2 separate regions of the Homo sapiens genome follow, and region 2 is linked to region 1. Evidence: read pairs that join two places in POLR2A ChIA-PET (ENCODE). Cell type or tissue: PC-9. All regions are shown on one strand. Links, peaks and the distances in the headings refer to the core of each region. The heading gives the core; the rest is flanking DNA.

Region 1 (10,084 bases), core at 1,178-9,177:
AGATACTTTAGAAAAGAGATACCGTACCATATGTTCTCATTTCAATTTATGTCATATACAGGCTCTAAAGTTAATTCCAGTAGACTATAAAGTCCTATGCTTGCTTTGTTTTCTTTCTTAAATCGAAGAACATTTGTTATGACCATCTCCATGGCATTCTGCTAGTGGCTATACAGGTGGAGCTGAACAATTGAGATTCTGACCTCAAAGAGCTAACCATGTACTTCAGCTTTGGAAATGGTATAATTATAATGTTTTGCTTTCCATTTTTTTTTTTTTAGTTCCCTTATTTTTATAACATTATTGCCTCATAATGTTGAACAGTGATTCTTATTATTTATGCTACCTTTGAAGGTGTCATTTTGACAAAAATACTGCCTCTGACAATGCATCATCTTGACAAACTTGATTTTTTGAGATTAAAATATTTCAAAAACCAAGTGTCCCCTTATAATTTATTATGCATAAAAAGGAATTTTTTTTGCCTTTCTTTAGTTATATTTTTGTGTCATTATAGTTTCACATTAACACACAAAATATAGAAGACTAGGGATTAAAACATCCAACAGAATGGATACTAAATGAATTATTCTTCTTCCTTTTTTCTTTCCATTACTTCTACCACCACCACCACCATCACCACCACTACCAACACTATCACCACTATCACCTCTGCCACCCAAATGTACCGCTGCAAGTAATATACACTTCTTTCATGCCTTTGATACTTCAACTGTGTTTTGCCTACTTAAATATGCTTTATTTGCGTCTTTTCTAACTGTATAGACTAGAAATTGATCAGCCGTTCTCTTTTCTCCTAAAGAGTATCAAATGTAATATCTGCTTAAATGTCTTTCTTTTGGGTACTAAGGATATGTGCAGCGGCATGTTTTAGGAAATTGTGTTTATTTTGTAACAGCTACAGCTTAGTTGGAATGTGTTAAGTGTATTTTACATTATACAATTAAGGACCGATATTGTTAATTGCATGTAAAAATGAAATTGTCACATATTTTGATTGAATTTTACAAGGTAAAATACCCTAATTTTGGTCTCTCTCTACTATATTCTTTCTATGCATTATGCCTTGGTTCTCATGAACATTGAGTGTCATTGTATTAGCCCCAAGGCTACTGCTATATAAGAGCCCATTTGTGATTACATCAACACATAATTCACAAAAACCAAGGGTTCTGTTGCTGAAATGAGCAGTTGTATTTTGAAAGGGTGAGAGCTATCAGGAAACTAGATGAAAAAAGAAGTCTATAAACTAGAAAAGTAGTTCACATTGAGACAAAATGCAGAAATGTTTTCATGATTGACCAGTGGAAGATGGATCAAAGAAGAAATGGAAGAGAAATCCTATAAAAGAATGACTGGGTTAAAAAGATCAGATAGTACCCCAGAATGAAATCCATGCATTTCTTACAAGTCTTTGTTTTAAATCATGTATGTGACATCCATCAAATCCAACATATGTTCTTTTCAATTGACAAATCCTGGCTTCCCGATTTGAGTCTCTACTCATTTCTCACATTATATAAAATGATTTAAAACTGTCGTTGAAATCAGATCCATTTCTTTTTTTTGTTTTTAGTAGATAAATACATTGGTGGCATCCACATGTCAAATAAATTGTATTTTGTTTTGCATGTAGTGTTTTCAGAGTTCTAGTTGATCACACTTCAAGCCTTCCTATTTCAGTCTTCATATATTGCTAAGTTGTTTTATCCTATTGTTGACCATAAAGTAATCCTGAATGTTTTAAACACTTCAGTGTGTTGCTTACCTCAAAAAACAAAACACACATTCACAGTCACACAAACACCCCCAGCCCCTGCAAAAAAGAAAGAGAAAAACAACCAAAAGACACTGCAGACAGGTTTCTCAATGAAAGAAAAATATTTAATTTCCTCAGTGGAAAAAAAGAACAATTACAACACATCATTGCTTGTTTAAATTCAGGTTGCTTTTGCATGCCATATGCAGATCATTTTTCATTTCTGTGTTTTCCTCGTTTGAGCTCATTTCTCATTCGTGTTTTTGTCTCATTTGTTTCCATCAGCAAATGCCCAGCACACCAGGGTTTGTGGGATACAATCCATACAGTCATCTCGCCTACAACAACTACAGGCTGGGAGGGAACCCGGGCACCAACAGCCGGGTCACGGTAGGAGAATCAACTATTACAGCATCCGGCAAACAACTGGAATTGACCAGAAATGCCTTCAGAATTAGGTCTTTTTGAATCATAAGCACAGCCATTTAAAAAAAATTTTTTAACCTAGCTTTTTGAGTATTTTCAACATTCGTTGTAGCATCTCACACTGAAAAAATAAATAGTGAGATCTGGAATGTATATAGAAGAAAAGAAAAATCCATTCTGTTTGGTGGTTGGTAGGGTTAAAGCCTTGAGCACTTGATGCTTATACTGTATGTAAACAAACAGAATTTCTTAAGGTAAAAATATCCTTTTTGACATAAAGAGTATTTTTCATTTTTATAAGGTGATTGGCATTAGTCTCAAGGATTGAGTTTCTAGTAGAGGCTGGTCTTTCAGACCTGGCTTTTTCAGGGCTGGAAAGCTTTTGGCTGGTACACCAGTTTGAATCGCTACCCATAGTTATTTGTCTTTTGGATTTAGTAGTTGACCTTCTAACTAAGACTCATTTCTCTACAGTGAAAAAGAGAAAAACGTTTTAATGTCACCTCAAAGAAATGCAGAGTGAAGGTTGAATGAAATTAATTTGAAGTATCAGACTAGATATGTACAACGAGAAGTGCATTTCTAATCCTTAGTATAAGAGATAGGATTTCTGAAACTTAGCATGTTTCATTTAAGTGATCAGCCTAAGATATCAAAATTGGATGATACACTTCAAATCTTTTAGTTTAGAATCATCTTAAATTTCATTCAAAAAAGTTTAAGCACCAAAAAATGCCAATAATTATAAAAATGACTTACTAAAGATAAAAAATCCAAAAGTCAAATACTACATTGGAATGTAGTGTTGGTGAGAATTTATACAACCCAGAATGGCTGTAAAGTTTTTAATACCTGGTTTTTGTTTGCTGTATTCATAAATAACAAGTGCCTTCTATTAATGTAACTTCAAAAAAGCCCTCTCACCCTGTAGTCAAGCTGGAACTGAAAGCTTGTAGCTATCAAATGAATGTCTATCTTGATAAGCATATTGCTTAGCTTGATAGGTTTTGTTTGTCTAAATTTTTCATTGTTTCTGCATAATATGTACTTCATAAGCATATCAAGTTTTATGTGCCATGCATATTTCATGGTATCTGAAAAAGAATTCTGACAAAGTGTGTGTATGTATGCATTTCACAATGCATACAATTTTTATGTGCATCAATACATGTTTTTCCCTGGCCTAAACATGTTGTTTCACAAGTGTAATGGATGGCAAGGTTTTCAAATGATAAAGAACATTTCAGTTTAAACAATGAACGGAATCAATCATGGATCTTAATGTTAATGCAGCAATTTTTTCACGGGCAGTAAACAAGAATGATTGCATTTAATAGCTCTATACAGTCACCTCTTGATTATCTATGTTAATGGAATAGAAATGATAACTATAATATTACAGTAATTTGTCTTTTGGTTTTGTGTAAGTATTTTGCTCTTAACTTGGATGTAGCTGTGGGGGATTCTCAGTTAAAAAAGTGAGATTGTTCGATGGAGACTAGGAAGAGAAAGTGTACTCCCTATCTGAAGTCACTCATCTGTTTCTTCCCATTCCTTCTTGGCGAATGTTAAGAACTGAACATTTGGCGTGGACACTAGCTACATAGTAGATTAATTATAGAGAGTTGTTGGACATGGAAAATTTGGTGTTTTGGTCCTTTGTGGACATTTACTTTGTATTATTGTCCTCTTAACACCAAATTGAAGTATAATCAAACTGCTATATGAAGAAGGGCCTAGAAAATGTGGAGGTTTTACACTACTTGCCCTGCTTTCTATATCTAGTTTAAGCTGTTAGGACTCAATGGCTCTGATTTTGACCATAATAAAAGCATTTTGATTTTACTATGACCCTAGTTATGCATTACTTTTGGGGGTGAGGGGAAGCTCCTGTATGGTATTGTTGTGCGCAGATTGCATTAGTGGTTTTCAAGGAACGAATCTGTGAAGCCCTGTCCAGTAGCTTGTGGTAGGCTGTAGAGAACATTGGGTTTCCCTGATGACTCCAGTATACTTGGGTAGTTCTCAGACAGTAAATACTTTGTATAGCATGTCGAGACCTTTTGGAGTGCTTATGATAGCTACAAGATGGAATTCACTCCTAGTCAGTTCTTCATTCAGATGATGATTAACATTCTCTTAAGTACAGGTGTGAAAACACATTGAGACAAAAATGTCTTTAAAAACAGCCTATTTCTGTACATTAATAGAAATTCTGCCCCAGAAGAAAGCTCTTAAATAAGTTCTTGCTAGAGAAACAGCTGAGAATTGCAAAAGAAACAACAACAAAAAACTGAGTAACCAAGATAAATTTCACAAAACCATGAACTTTATTCATAGGAGATTTCCTAGGACCTTGCTCTTCTGTAAGCACAGTTCTACCCGCCTCCCCATTGGAAATTGAAAGCAGAAAATTGGAAAGAGAGTTGCTGCTAGAGGTGGGTTTCCTGATAGTAGCAAGGAAAGAAACAGTTCAAAAATGGAAACACATTCTCCAAAAGCATAGCCCCTAGGCCGTTGAAAGAGTCAACAACAGATTTTGACATCTGACAGAGGGTTACAGCACAGCAAAACAGTGGTTGTTTCTAATTGAATCTTATCCAGAAAGGGTCTAAAGTATGTTCAGCTTTTTTTAAAGAAATGTTTAAGACATTGTAGAAAGATGTCTGTCTGAGACGTTAAATAAATTGGAGGTGTGTAATGATATAAATCTTTACTATCCTGAAAACCATCTGGAATTTAACTTTATTATTGTTTTGGGGTGTTTTTTTAGTTTGGGTTTTTGTTGTTGTTGTTGTAAGTTGACTGGTCTCAATATACAGATGATTTGTGTACCTTTCTTTGGGAGAAAGGAGGGGAAATAGCAATTCCATTAATATAAAATGTGATTCTTTGAAAAATATCAAAGAGCAAATACTACTGTGTTTTTAAAGTGTTTTAATTCATATTAAAGCTCGGAAGCATAGGCATTTTAGAATTCTTTACCTCTTTAATTTCAAAAAATTTTGACAGTGGTCTTACCACCTCAGTTATGGGCACAATTCCAACTTTATTTGTAATCCATTTCATGGAATTCTGAAGGTTTGTGTTGGATATGAGTTGGAAATACTTTCTAGTAACTTTATGTGTGAAGAAGCAGACTTGTGTGTGTCTGTTCCTCTGAATCCATAAGGTTAGTCTTATAGGAATTCTCTTTCCCCTTGAAAGAACTATAGACCCTGATACAGGTTTCCCTGTATTGGCTGCCCATCCTACCACTTTTGACAGTTTCCATGCCCCTGGCCATCTCACTCTCTTACCCACTGCTGGCCAAAAACAGTGTCTGTCTACCTGGGCACTAGCATGAGGTGTGACAAGAATGCATGGGAGGAATGGAAAGAGAGGAAATACTGCTTCCAAGGCGAAATGCTTTGAAGAAGTAGAGTTATAGGGATGGAGAGAGACCCTTGTAGGAAGAGGAAACATTTCTTGATCATAGTGGAAAAGGACACAAACATGCTAATCCCTGAGCCCTCAAATGAAAAATAAGGTTATGATTGGGGTCCCAGCCCAGAGTGGAGGAGTATCTCTGGGGTTTTATCATAGCAACAACAGAAGGGGAAGCGAACAAAATGTTACTTTAGTTTTCCTATAAGGATTTGCCAATCCTGTCTTTCGATAATTAAAATAAAGCCAACACTTCATTTCTCCAGCCTAGCAGGGAGAGTCAATATCAGAGATCTCCTGAAAATTTGCAAATTGTCTGAAATAGCAATGATTTTTCTTATTCTGGGTCTTTAATCAAATGCAGTCATGTATATTAACAGGAGACTAAAAAGTTCAGAAATAGATACTTTTAGATGGGTGTTATCTGGGTGGTCTACCAGAGGCTGTCTGGAATCTCACCTAGACTTTAAGCCACAGGAAAAACTGATCACTTTATCTTTCTCTTTCCTTCTTTTTTTATTTTTTCTTTCACCTATTTTTGCTTTACCTTTTTAAAAAATATTTTTCAGTCTTCCCTCCGCCTCCTTTTCTTCTGTCTCTCTTTTCCTGTACATCACATCTTTCCTTTTCCTCTGTCTTTCCCATAAAACTGAACATTTTTAATGGAATGGAGCTTCTTGATATAAGACCTCAAAAATAACGTAATCAGGCCCGATATCTGCCACTTCTCTGTTCCTGATAAACTTGTTTGCTTTTACACTGTGATTAGGACTCAGGACAAAACAATGTGTGACTTTTAATTCACACTTCTCATTCCCCTTTACAAGAAAACCACTAGGTAACAGACAGAACCTTAAGAGAAATAAAATCTCTAGCCTGGCAAAGGAGGTAAGGTGGTTTGTTATTTCACTAATTGTTTTTGTTTTTGAACCTGGGAAGTTGTTTTTGTGGTGGTGTTGGGAGTACATTCCTAGTGCTAATAGGTTAAGGCCCCTGTAGACAGTGTGAGAATGGTAAGTGTTAAGGGTTCAGATCCTGCTGCAGATAATCAAGTGTTGACTGTATGTGTAATGGTAATTGAGCAGAATAAGAGGGTACCAGGTAATGTCCTGAACTTGAGACGGTTGATATATAACCATATATTTTCAATGTATGGGTTACTGTGTAATATTTTATTTGTTCTTGCAGCCAGGTTGTCAAAGCATTGGCAATAAACTGCTAAGTAAAACATTTAAAAATTATGTGCTTAAAGTCATTTTCTTTTGAACATTTCTGAATTTGCAGTGATAGCTATTTTCAGTGAAGAAAATATTTGGACGAATAGAAGAAAGGCGCATTAGAATTTTTTAAGGGACTCTCTTTTCAGTTTGCCAGTGAACTCCTTACAGTTGAATAATGAATGTATTTAACTCTTTCGTAGGCATCCTCTGGTATCACGATTCCAAAACCCCCAAAGCCACCAGATAAGCCGCTGATGCCCTACATGAGGTACAGCAGAAAGGTAGGTGCTTAGGACCTGGTAAGGAGTGAGGACACTGTCTTTGCTGCTTCTTTGCTTAACATCCAACTTTAGATCGGCTTAGCCAGCTTTTCTGTGCATATTCAGAGGAAAGGTCCAAAAAAATACGGTTTTTAAAGCAATTAGTTCTGATTTCAAAATTCCAGAACTAAAATCCAACAAGAGGAGCGTGATTAAATAAACTGTTAAAATCCTTAAGATAGAATGTTCTATAGCCATTAAAGTCATTTCTTTTGGAGAATATTTAATGACGTGAGGAAAATGTTAAGTGAAGGAGGACTGCAAGACTACATGAATTAATATCTCATTTTTATAAAAATAATAGCAACCACATGTTAGTTTGAAGGGGGAAAACACAGAAGACAATAATTATCTCTAAGCAGTAAGCTTATGGTAGTTTTTATTTTCTTTTCCTCAAGTTTTCCTTTTTTTTTTTTTTTTTTTGGTGATGAGCCTACATTACTCTTAAAATAAAAAAAGTAGCCAATATCTTTATTAAAAGGCAGAGCATTATAACCACTATCTAGAAATGTTAAACCTTTTGATCTTGACTATTATATTTGTATTTGATAATATGATGTACCGTGTTATGCAAATTAAGCACTTTTCTTCTAAATTCACATGAACTTTTAGAGACGTAGACTATGTTATTGAAGTAACTCATCCTAAGTGTCTGTAGTGATTGGAGATATTCTTGCTTATCAAATTGAAGTATTTATAAGTGAGTGACGTGATGTCTGAGATCTATCTTAAAGTAATCCAGTAGGGCAAAGATAACTTGAGATTGGCCAGTTCTTGATAATTTTTGAAGTAGGCTGATGAGTACCTAGAAATTTGATACTGTTTTCTCTGCTTTGTATGTTGAAAAGTTTCCACATTAAAAACTATTTTTAAAGGTCTATACGTTTAGACATCAGTATTAACATTTCATCTGTTTTCTTTTTAAGGTCTGGGACCAAGTAAAGGCTTCCAACCCTGACCTAAAGTTGTGGGAGATTGGCAAGATTATTGGTGGCATGTGGCGAGATCTCACTGATGAAGAAAAACAAGAATATTTAAACGAATACGAAGCAGAAAAGGTAGGGTAGGGGCTCACAGTGGGATAGATAATGTGTAAAGTACATAAAACATTGGCTTACTATTTATAAAAGTAACATAAGATTTGGTCAGAACACTGATGCAGTACTGAGGCTCTGTCTACCTGAGTCAAGTCAGTTTCTCAAGGCCTCAGATTTCTTGCCTGTAAAAAGGAGATAATTATCCCAACACCCTGTTTACATCATATCTTTTGATATTCAAGTGAGATAACATAGGTCTGCATTATAACCTGCAAAATGTTAATTATAAAACCAAAAAACATTTGAATTTCAGATAGAGTACAATGAATCTATGAAGGCCTATCATAATTCCCCCGCGTACCTTGCTTACATAAATGCAAAAAGTCGTGCAGAAGCTGCTTTAGAGGAAGAAAGTCGACAGAGACAATCTCGCATGGAGAAAGGAGAACCGTACATGAGCATTCAGCCTGCTGAAGATCCAGATGGTAAAAGAAAAAAAGTGGGGTTTTGTTTATGCTTTCTCTGTGAGTTAAGATATGAGAAATCTCTTAAGTATAAGTTTTTATTTCTTATCCTAAATGGAAAAGAAAGTATAATTTAAGTATCGTCTTAGTATTTTGGTTATATTGAGTAAGATTTGTATGTGAATTTCCCACAAGAAAAAGAAATATCCTTTTCAGTGCAGAAAATAGCAAAAATTATTGATTGTTTATCAAAATCTTTGTACTCAAAATGCACGAAAGGTTTTTAAATCACAATCAGGATTTTGCCTCATCTGCTTTTAAAAAGCTAAATGCATTCTAATTATATCTTGTTTTCTTATTGGTTCACTAAATTCGCTGAATTAAAGGCTCTTAAGGGAGAAGCTAATGAGTATGTGGAAACATGAAGTTTCCTTTCCATTTAATTCAGAAATCCAATAAGAATGTATAAATATAGCTCATGCTACTATTTGTATGGGTGTACATGAGGGTATACCCATACAAATTGTATACATGCACACGAATGGCAGAGCTTCCTAATTGCCATTCTGTATGAGTAGTTAGCAGGTGTTCTGATTGTTCTGGTCTTGTGCAGCCAGGCAGGGTCTGAAGCTGCGAGGAGACCCAGAGATAGCCACCTGCAGTGTGAACACACTCAACCACATATCTAGTGTGCTGTATAAACATTAATAGTTTCTCTGTATACTGCTATGATGTGCAAAAGGTTAGAAGCTTTAGCTGCAAGCGACAAGAACATCAGGAAAATGATTTAAGATCCCATCTTAAAGTAGCAGTAACAAAGAGGAAGGCTATAAGAACTTTAAAGACAATATCAATGAGGGAGGAAGCAATAATAGTACCTGAAGACAAGAATAAGTTGATAAAAGTGGGGAAAAACAGAAGTCATTTTTAAAAATAATGTACTGGAATATTGTCAAATGTTCTCATAAATACAGACAGTGGAATGTAATACTATAGAGAATAGAATATGGAATAGAAACAGTATTGAATGTTAAGCAGAATCAGCAGTGCTAAAGACACACTAGCATCCTCACACTTTAATTACTCAAATGGGGTGATTAATGCAAGAGAAACATACAGAACTAAAAATCAGAAGACAATCCAGTCTACAGATATTGGGAGGATGGAGGTCAGTACAAGAGGAAACAAAGGCTAGCAACGTAAGTAGAAAATAACTAAAGCTTTCATTAACACCATGAACACTGAGAAGGACTAAAGAGATTCACTCAGAAACAGTCTGAAACTTGGGCCTATGATGTTTTTAACTTTCAGATTGGGTCTTAAAGTTGCTAGTAAATTCAGGTAGCAATTAAGATGCCAATATGAGAATGTCTTTAGCATACCAGTACGAAAATGATTAGAAAGAGGAATA
Region 2 (10,084 bases), core at 1,214-9,213, 190 kb before region 1:
AGCATGAGCCGCCATGACTAGCACAAATATGACTGACAAACTTATAATTATTGAAATCCATGAAGTATATAATCTGGACCTAATGGCACCCAACATATTTTGTTAAATTATATGGTTCCTTTTCCTCCCTTGAAGGTAACGAATGTTACTTTGGAAAATGCCAACATTCCGCATTAGATCCACAATGCCAGGCTCACTGTGGATGACTTCAAGCTCAAGTAAGTCAGAAACCATGTAAAGAACTGAAAAAAAAAAAAAAAAAAAAAACCTCCCCAATTCACCACTTTAAACAGTTACTACAAAATTTACAATATCATTATTTCACATTATTAAACATCTCAACATAAAACAATCTCTTTTATGTTTAAATTACAATAGTGGTCATAGGTTAGCAATGTGAAAATTCCCAGGCTAGCGATTTGAAATCTCATGTATGGTGTATGACTCTCCAATCCGTAGGTCAGAGACTTGGTTTTTATAGAACTGCAGGAGGTCCCCCATACTGTACTTTAATTTTTTTTTAACTAGGGAGACACAGTCCTTGTAAAACAAAGGTGCATTGCACTGTACGTGAAAAGGAGCTTGCTTCCTTTCCTAGTCAAAAGAGCAGAGGGGAGATTTTCACTCTTTCATGGCTTTAATAATGTTATTCCTACCATTTACTAAATACTGATGCTGTGCTAAGCACTTTTGCACATTAACTCAATTCTCATAATATTCCCATTTTAGCCAGGCACAGTGGCTCACGCCTGTAATCCCAGCACTTTGGGAGGCTGAGGCAGGTGGATCACTTGAGGTCAGGAGTTTGACACCAGCCTGGCCAACATGAAACACTGTCTCTACTAAAAATACAAAAATTAGTCAGGCATGGTGATGCACACTTGTAATCCCAGCTACGTGGGAGGCTGAGGTGGGAGAATCGCTTGAACCTGGGAGGCGGAGATTACAGTGAACCAAGATCACGCCACTGTACTCCAGCCTGGGTGACAGAGCAAGACTAGGTCTCAAAAAAAAAAAAAAAACCACACACACACAAAAAACCAATATTCCCATTTTAATGATGAGAAAACTAAGGTTCAGAGAAGTAATTTGCCCAAGGTGACAGCTGAACATGGCAGAGGTGCAATTTGAACCCATGTCTTCACATCCCAGTGCTGTGCTCTCTAAGCTCCACTATGTGGGATGTTTTATTACCACTGGATGAGGAGACCTCCATCTAAGCTGTATTGATTCTTCCAATTGGGCTCTGTTCAGATGCCAGAGTAAAGTTGTCCTTTATCACTGTGTTGAGGCTGATAGCAAGGGCCTGCGAAGTGTCTTAGATGAGTTGACTTTGAACAAGACTAACCTAGAGTTGAAAATGGAAAGCCAGACGGAGAAGCTGAATTACCTCAGAAACAATCATGAAGAGGCGGGAACTACACAAAATGAATTTAAAGTTTCAGTATGTCAATACTTGTCAAGATATGGTGGTGGTGGCTATCATTATAAGAGACAGTCTTTTCATAAAACACAGGTAAAGTAACATAGACTGTAAGGCAAAACTTAACTCTCAGGATGACAATGAAAATCAAATAAATTACTTATATTAAAATAGTTTGTAAAAATTAAAAATATTATTCCTTTATATTGATCCTAAATATTTTCATAATAAGGTTGCCAGATAAAATACAGAACTCTCAGTTTAAATTATAATTTCAGGTAAACAATGAATAATATAACAGATATGTCCCAAATATTGCATGGAATATAGTTATACCAAAAAAAGTATTCAATGTTCATTTGAAATTCAAATTTAATTGGCATTCTGTATTTTATTTGCTAAATCTAGTAACACTATTTTGTTGTCTCCTAGAAATTTTTTTGAAACCTTAAAAAAGATTTCTAAACTCTACATTTTCAGTTTTAAATTTTTAATTTCTTTAAATAATCATATTCCAGATGCAAAATCAAGTAACCTGTGGCATTTTATTTTATTTTGGATCAGGAGATGAAGGCTGACAATGATAAGGTACCTTATGTTGAGGTAAACGTAGAAAACAAACAGCCCCAGGTGTGGACCTGACTGTCCTGCTGAACCAGACTAGAGAGTAATATGAGGCTTTGCCATAACAAAGCCACAGAAAGGCTAAGGCCTGGTTTAATGTAAGGTAAGCCTATCACCGCCAAAACAAAACAAAACAAAAAAATACCCAATATTAAGCAGAAGTCATGAAAACTAGTATAAGTATTTATATTTTTATTCCACTCTAACACCTCAGAGTAAAGAACTGATGGGCAGGCATCGGCTTCTGCTGACAATTGCCAACCGGCATGAGATTGCTGAGCTGAGGTGGACTCTCCAGACACTGGAACTGGAACTCCAGGCCCAATGGCCTCTGGTAAGAATGCTGCAACGTGAGACCCTTGAGAGAGACTGACTTGTTGAAGATGAAGAGAAAACCAAGAGCCTCCAGTCCAGTTGTTGAAGAGCAACCACGAGCCAACACCAAGGAGACAAGGAAGAAGAAGTCCTTCTCTCAACCGATGACCGCAAGCACAAAGAAGAGTCCCAAGATAGCGAAGAAAGGAAAATAACTCAAGGGAGAGCCAGGAAGAAAAATGCTCCACAAAAATCCATGGCTTTAAGAATACTTGAGGAAGGGAGCAGGCCAACACCCTCTGGCCACAGTGACCAGCTGAATGAGGAACTCTAACAGAATGAGCTGCAGTTGGAGCAACAGAGGGCACATAGCTGGAACAACAGAGCGAGGGGACACAGCCGGAGCAACAGAGTGGGAGGATGCCAACCATTTCAACTCTCTCCCTGAGCAGCGAGTAATTTCAGGGCAAGCCCAGAGACTAGGATCCATCTGAGAAGTCTTCAGAGGTCTGACCCAGAGAACTCAACAACAGGATACGTCCCATGGTGATGAAAATAAAATGAATCTGTTGTAAAAGGAAAAAAAAAAAAAATTATGTGTTGCTTTGAAATCCAATGGTATATTCACACGTGACATGTCTGGTCACAGATGTCTCAAAACATTTTGTGTCTCCACAGTATAATTAGTTTGCCCTGTAAAATTTAAAGGCAATTCTTTAATTTTAAACTATAGAGGAACAGTAAATTAGGATAAGAGAGAAAGACACAATACCAGGAGTAAATATACTTACATGGTTTCTTCACAATTACAAATTAAGTTCTATGTGGTACTAGTTTATGCCATTCTGCACTCTTCTTCTACAATGTAATTTTTGATGAATCATCTTTTTACTTTTATTTTCCATTCCTTTCCTCTTTTAAATTTTTTAAAAATTTTATGGATACACAGTAGTTATACATATATATGGGGTACATGTGATATTTTGATACAAGCATACAATGTGTAATGATCAAATCAGGATAATGGGGATATTCATCATCTCAAACACTTATTTCTTTGTGTTGGGAACATTCTAATTTCACTCTAGTTATTTAAAATATATAGTGAATTTCTGTCAACTATAGTCACTCTATTGTGCTACTGAACACTAGATCTTATTCCTTCTAATTGTAAGTTTGTACCCATCAACCAACCCTCTTTATCCCCTACTTTCTCTCCCTCACCTCCCTACTATCCTCCTAGCCTCTCTGGTAACCATTATACTCCTCTTTATCTCGATGAGATCAATTTTTTTAGCTCCCACATATGAGTGAGAACATGTAATACTTGTCTTCTTTTTAATCTAGTTTGACAGAAACTGAAAGTAACTACTGTTACAATATGTTACCCCAATATAGCTTGTGGGGTCTTCATCCTTGGAGAGTTTTGAGATGGAAGGAAGGAAGCAGGGGAGGGAGGGAAGCAGGAAATTCTAACTAGACCAAATTTAGCATTTATATTCCAGATGCCAAGAAAAAAAAATAATGCAACATCTTATAGCTCTGCAAATATGCACTCATTTATATCTAAGCATTAGACTAGAAAATTCTAACTAGCTCTACATTTCAACCAAAATTATCAATATGGAAAATATTTGGAGAGACACCAAAAAGTTTAATAGCTTTTGAATGTATATAAGTTGGAAACTTTCAAAGCAACAGAACCCCTCCATGTCATAGTTTACTACTAAATTAATTCACATACACACCTTGTGTTCACCGTTGTATTCCTCACGACTTAAGTTAAAAACCTGATGAAAAGTGGTTAATCTCCATAATGGGTGTTAGCTCCATCTGAAAAAGCCAGCATTATAAAAGGATTAATGCTTCAATTATGCATGGTGGCTAATTGCTGTGATTTGTTATTTTAATGACTGGTCTGCCAAAGAGTTAGGAACCTTCATTAACCCATGCCAGACGGACCCTCAGGAAGTTAGTGCAGAGTCTCTCCTGGGAACAGACAAGGCCTACAAGTCTGATCTCTTCCAGGGCAGGATATCTTGCCTCATTAGTTCTTTTTCTTTTCAAATTAGTCTATTTTTTTCATCACAGAAGTATGATAAGGAAGGCTTGTCTAGTCTGAAAAAGAAACTAAAATCCCTTATGTTCTTGTTAATTTTCCAAGTCACATAACTGAAAAATACAATTTTAGCTCATTTCAAAAGAGTTTTAGGAGTTACTCAGTTTAAGCCAGCAACAGTGTGTTTAAAAAAAGAAAAAAGTTAATCATTGTGTTTTTAAAAAGCTCTGAAGATAGGTCTGTGTTCAAATCCCACCAAAGTCCCTTTATTGAATCGTTTTGGGCATGCTAAATTTTAACTAATTTCTTTTCTTTTTTGAGGGGTTTGTGGGAAACAGGGTCTCACTCTGTCACCCAGGCTGGAGTGCAGTGGTGCAATCACAGCTCACTGCAGCCTTGACCTTTTGGGCTCAGGTGATCCTCTCACCTCACCCTCTTGAGTAGCTGGGCCCACAGGCATGTGCCATCACACCAGGCTCTGTGTGTGTGTGTGTGTGTGTGTGTGTGTGTGTGTGTGTGTGTGTGCGTGCATGTGTTTTGTAGAGACGGGGTTTTGCCATGTTGCCCAGGCTGGTCTCAAACTCCTAGGCTCATGCGATCCTCCTGCCTTGGCCTCCCAAAGTGATGGAACTACAGGCGTGAGCCACTGCGCCTGGCCAACTAATTTTAGTTAAAATAAAATTTCTGGCCAAGGGTGGTGGCTCACGTCTGTAATCCCAGCACTTTGGAAGGCTGAGGCAGGTGGATCACCTCAGGTCAGGAGTTCGAGACCAGCCTGACCAACATGAAGAAACCTCGTCTCTACTAAAAATACAAAATTATTAGGCATGGTGGCACATGCCTGTGATCCCAGCTACTCGGGAGGCTGAGGCAGAAGAATCGCTTGAACCTGGGAGGCTGAGGTTGTGGTGAGCCAAGATTGCATCTCTGCACTCCAGCCTGGGCAACAAGAACAAAACTCCATCTCAAAATAAATAAAATAAAATAAAATTTCCCTCATAAAGTTGCCAACAGGATTTGATGAGACAAAAATGCAAGTAAAATTTAGAACAGGTCTTGGAACATAAAAAAGTCTCATCAAGCTCTATAAACTCTATCTTAGGACTGACTTTGCAAATGTTATTTGCATATTTGTTTAATGGGTTTAATACAAGAAATCAAAAGTTCTTTGGAGATTATCAGTCGTCAGCCTTGTGAAAGAAGCCACAGAATGGTTGTGGTACATTTTCTCTGTTACTATTGTGTGTTACATTTAAATAATTATTTTCTCTGCTACTATTGTGTGTTACATTTAAATAATTATTTAAATCTATTCCTCTACCATTCTTACAACCCCCTTACCAAAAAAAAAAAGTGATTCAAAGACAGAGGGTCCATTTATTATGAAATTGACTAGTTGTCTGAGTCCATAAGGTCAAGTATTTTTTAAAAACCTTTAAAATTAGGAAATTAATTTGATTCCTTAAGACTTTTTCCTTTAAATTTAAGCATGTTACATATACTGACTTAAAATCACTAGAGTGGGGGATTAAATGCTTTCACTGTAAACCTTAACCTCTGTATGTATCATTTCTAATCCAAAACTTTCTCTACTCTATTTAGATCTGTCCAGACTCTCTAAGTAAAAATTATGAAGTTATACCCAATTATAATGTTATTTTCTCTCATATCCAGCCATCCTTGAAATGACCAATTGGACAAGCAACCACAGCTGGACCTAAAGGAATTTTCTTAGATTTATGAGGGGGAGAAAACAGCCACTGAATTTTGGACAATGTTCAGTTTCAATATTTTAAAATGGGTCTGTAGAGAATTGTTTGGTACTTTCGGCTTCACTATTTTTTATGAAAACTAAAAGGGATATTACATTTCTATTTTATGTTATATGTTAATTAATTATCCTACTAATGCGCTAACTCATAGTGAGCAATTGTCTTTTACAAAATGAAATTAATTTACCTGAAAAGAAATCCCATGACATACTAATGAAATTTAAAAGCTAAGTTATATTATATTTAATCCTTAAATTACAACATACTCATAGGCTACCTAGCCAGAAACCCAACTAGAATTGTCAATTCTCCTAATATAAAAAACATTCAAAATTTTTAACTTTTTATGGGTCCATGGTAACTGTATTATTCAGAAGGAACAAGAGATATTTCAATACAGGCAACAATGCATAATAATCACACCCAGGTAAACGTGGTACCCATTACCTCAAGCATTTATCATTTCTTTGTGTTACAAATATTCCAATAATATTTTTTTAATTTAAAATGTACAATAAATTATTGTGACTATAATCACCCTGTTGTGCTATCAAATACTAGATTATATTTGTTCTATCTAATTATATTTTTGTACCCATTAACCATCCCCACTTCCCAGCCCCCTCACCCCACACTACCCTTCCCAGCCTCTGGTAACCATTTTTCTACTCTCTATCTCTATGAGTTCAATTGTTCTCATTTTTAGCTCCCACAAATGAGAACATGAGAAGTTTATCTTTCTATGCCTGGTTTATCTCACTTAACATAATGTCCTCCAGGTCCAGTCAAGTTGTTGCAATAACAGGATCTCATTCTTTTTTATGGCTGAATAGTACTCCATTGAGCATATGTACCACGTTTTCTTTATCAACCTGTCTGTTGATGTACACTTAGGTTGTTTCCACATCTTGGCTATTGTGAACACAATTGCAAAAAAAAAATGAGGGTGCAGATATCTCACTGATATACTGATTTCCATGATTTTGGGTATATATCTAGCAGTGGGACTGCTGGATCATACAGTAGTTCTATTATTAGCTTTTTGAGGAACCTCCATACTGTTCTCCATAGTGGCTGTACTAATTTACATTCCCAAGGACAGTGAACGAGGGGGTTCCCTTTTCTCCACATCCTCACTAGCATTCATTATTGCCTCTCTTTTGGATAAAAGCCATTTTAAGCGGGGTGAGTTGTACAACAAATTACTGTGACTGTAATAATTTACATTATTCATTCAACTGCAGTGAGAATCACATTCTCATTGCACAGTTTTGAGTCATTTCTCTGATGATCAATGATGTTGAGCCCCTTTTTACATACCTGTTTGCCATTATATGTTTTCTTATTTTTTTTTTTTGAGGTCACTCTGTTGCCCAGGCTGGAGTGCAGTGGCAGGAACATGGCTCACCTCAGCCTCCCAAGTAGCTGGGACTACAGACACATGCCATCACACCCAGCTAATTTATTTTTATTTTTTGTAGAGATGGGGTCTCCCTACGTTACCCAGGCTGGTCTTGAATTCCTAGGCTCAAGTAGTCCTCCCATCCCAGTCTCCCTAAGTGCTGGGATTAGAGGTGTGAGCCACCATGCCTAGCCTGTATGTCTTTTGAGATTTGTATGTCTATTCAGATCTTTTGCCCATTTTTTTTATCAGATTATTAGATTTTCTTTCCTATTGAGTTGTTTGAGCTCCTTATATATTCTGGTTATTAACCCTCTGTCAGATGGATAGTTTGCAAATATTTTCTCTCATTCCGTGGGCTGTCTCTTTACTTTGTTGATTGTTTCCTTTGCTGTGCAGAAGCTTTTTAATTTGATGTGATGTATGAAAAAAATTCAAATTTTAGAATAAAACTACAGATATATTTTAGCAGGTTACTAGTATCAAGATAATCTCAACAGATCCAAGACAAAAAAAAAGTGACCTTTAATGAAGAGGAAAAAGTGAGGGCCAAAATGTTTTCTTAATATATATAGTGTATTTCCATTCTAAGGAATATATCTTTATATACTTTAAGGTATTTTAAAATTCCTATGCAGAATCTTGGTTTTCTTATCATTCTTACATATTCTTACATCAAAAAGTATCATAATTTCCTTTAAAGCAAAATTAAATTAGTTGTCTTCAACCAGCCTTCATTTAAATTTTTAACTTGCACTATTGCCAAAACATACAGGCCAAGAGTTTGGAGAAAAAAATAAAGGCAAAGAAAGTGGGGAAAGGCACTGAGGCAATACGAAAACATTCAGAGAACAATGAGTACTGGGTGCAGCAAGAACAGAGGCACCCTCCCTTCTCTAAAGGAACTTAAATGTCGTATTGCATTGGAAACACTAATAAAGAGGCCAGAATATTATAACAAATTATAAAACACCAAGTTGTTCAACATAGGAAATGAGAAGAAAGAGACAGCCGTGAACTACAGACTAACGGTGGGAAGTCTCATGAAGGAGATGGCATTTAAGTCAGAGTCTGGAGTTGAGGTAGAATAACTTGAATAAACAGCAAAGTAGAAGATGGGCATTCTAAGCCAAGAGCAACAAACACAAGCCTTAAAATGGAACAAAGCATAGTATCTTAGCCAAGAGTAGAAAGGCCTGCTTAAAGGATTAAGTAATTAAAGGATTCTTAAAGGAGATGCTAACACACATTTTTTCACTGAATCATGGATTATTATCCATATTTTAATATTTAACATTACTATCCATATTTTATAGGGTAGTAAACTGAGACACGGAAAGCTGAGTATCTTGCCCAGGGCCACATAATTACTTTATGAAGAGAATGTAGCACTCCTTCCACTCCCCACCCTGACTCACCGCAGGGAGCATGAGGTTGGACAGACAGAGTCGGGCAAGGTTATGGAGAAGACTTAATCCATCCACAAGAGGTCCGAGTATGTTGATGAAGTGATGACAGTACTGTTTCAAGAACATCAACCCTGCCGCAGTGAACAGATCTTAATTGACAGTGCTGAGTCAAGAAAACCACTTCAGAAGCTGGTGAAGTAATCTTCGAGAAAAGTGGTGAAAGCTCAGATTAGGGCAGTTACAGTGGGGCTACACAGAAAGAAACGAATACATTAGCTATGACAAAGAGAAGGTGACAAAATTAGTGCCTTGGTGGATGTAGGAGATAAAGAAATGAAGTTTAAAGTGAAAGGAAGTGTCACTCAAAGAAAAACAGATGGCATGGTTTATCACAAAAGTTATCAAGCTGAACACCTTTTCCCCACCCTACTTTCCTCTCCAGCCATTTTCTCCTCCCTCACAAGCCATTTTCTAACTTCTCACCCTATCCTTTCATTCATTCCTATTTTGAAGGCATCCTGTGGGTTGGACAGTGGGTTAACCTATGAGAAACAGAGATCACAAAACAGTAATAGCAACAAAAATATATTCATTAAGTGCTTATTCTATGCATGCAAATCATTGTTCTAAACGCTTTATATTTATTAACTCATTTGACTCCTGCTACAACTCCACAGAGTATGAAAAATTATAATCCCTACTTTAGAGAGGAGGACATTGAGATGAAACCTCACAGTAAATGGGGGAGCCTGGATTGTAACCCCGGCAGTCTGACCCCAGAGCCCACCCACTTACCCTGCTACACTACCCTCAAAACTCAAAAGCCTTCAAGCAGTTTCCATATTTTTGTGGCTTCCATCACAGTACAGTCCCAGAAGTTTCAGAAAAATTGATATAGGAGTGTTTGTAGATTTTAAATCCCTGAATTTTAGAAGTTTACCAATGACAAGACATGAACTTTATCAATTGATATCTTAGTTGTCCAACAATTAGCTATCTGAGAAGAGGGTACCAAATCTATCAAATAATGATACAATTTTCCACTTTGTTTTGACTCTGTGGGTAGTAATCACAAAAGTA

What was found. ChIA-PET counts read pairs that join two places held together with the same protein. Peaks named below come from ENCODE experiments on the same cell type or tissue, not always from the same donor. Only the 100,000 strongest peaks of a DNase experiment are listed, where the experiment ranks them.
Region 2: POLR2A ChIA-PET joins it to region 1 with 7 read pairs; 4 of 35 experiments call an interaction of 5 or more read pairs at or near these places.

Annotation. Positions count from the first base shown.
Region 1 is chr17:40,634,541-40,644,624 of GRCh38, reverse strand. SMARCE1 (SWI/SNF related BAF chromatin remodeling complex subunit E1) reads left to right here. Exons shown (of 11, transcript NM_003079.5): 4 at 2,066-2,170; 5 at 7,053-7,133; 6 at 8,099-8,230; 7 at 8,523-8,694. Among named protein-coding and RNA genes, the nearest start is that of SMARCE1, 8.2 kb to the left of the region's middle. In PC-9, for the core only: no CTCF peak of the experiment used is centred there; no DNase peak of the experiment used is centred there.
Region 2 is chr17:40,827,226-40,837,309 of GRCh38, reverse strand. KRT10-AS1 (KRT10 antisense RNA 1) reads right to left here. Exons shown (of 3, transcript NR_160888.1): 2 at 4,111-4,195; 3 at 1,036-2,928. Among named protein-coding and RNA genes, the nearest start is that of KRT10, 9.7 kb to the right of the region's middle. RefSeq lists a silencer at 8,972-9,201 and an enhancer at 8,945-10,084. In PC-9, for the core only: no CTCF peak of the experiment used is centred there; no DNase peak of the experiment used is centred there; H3K27ac peaks cover 412 bases.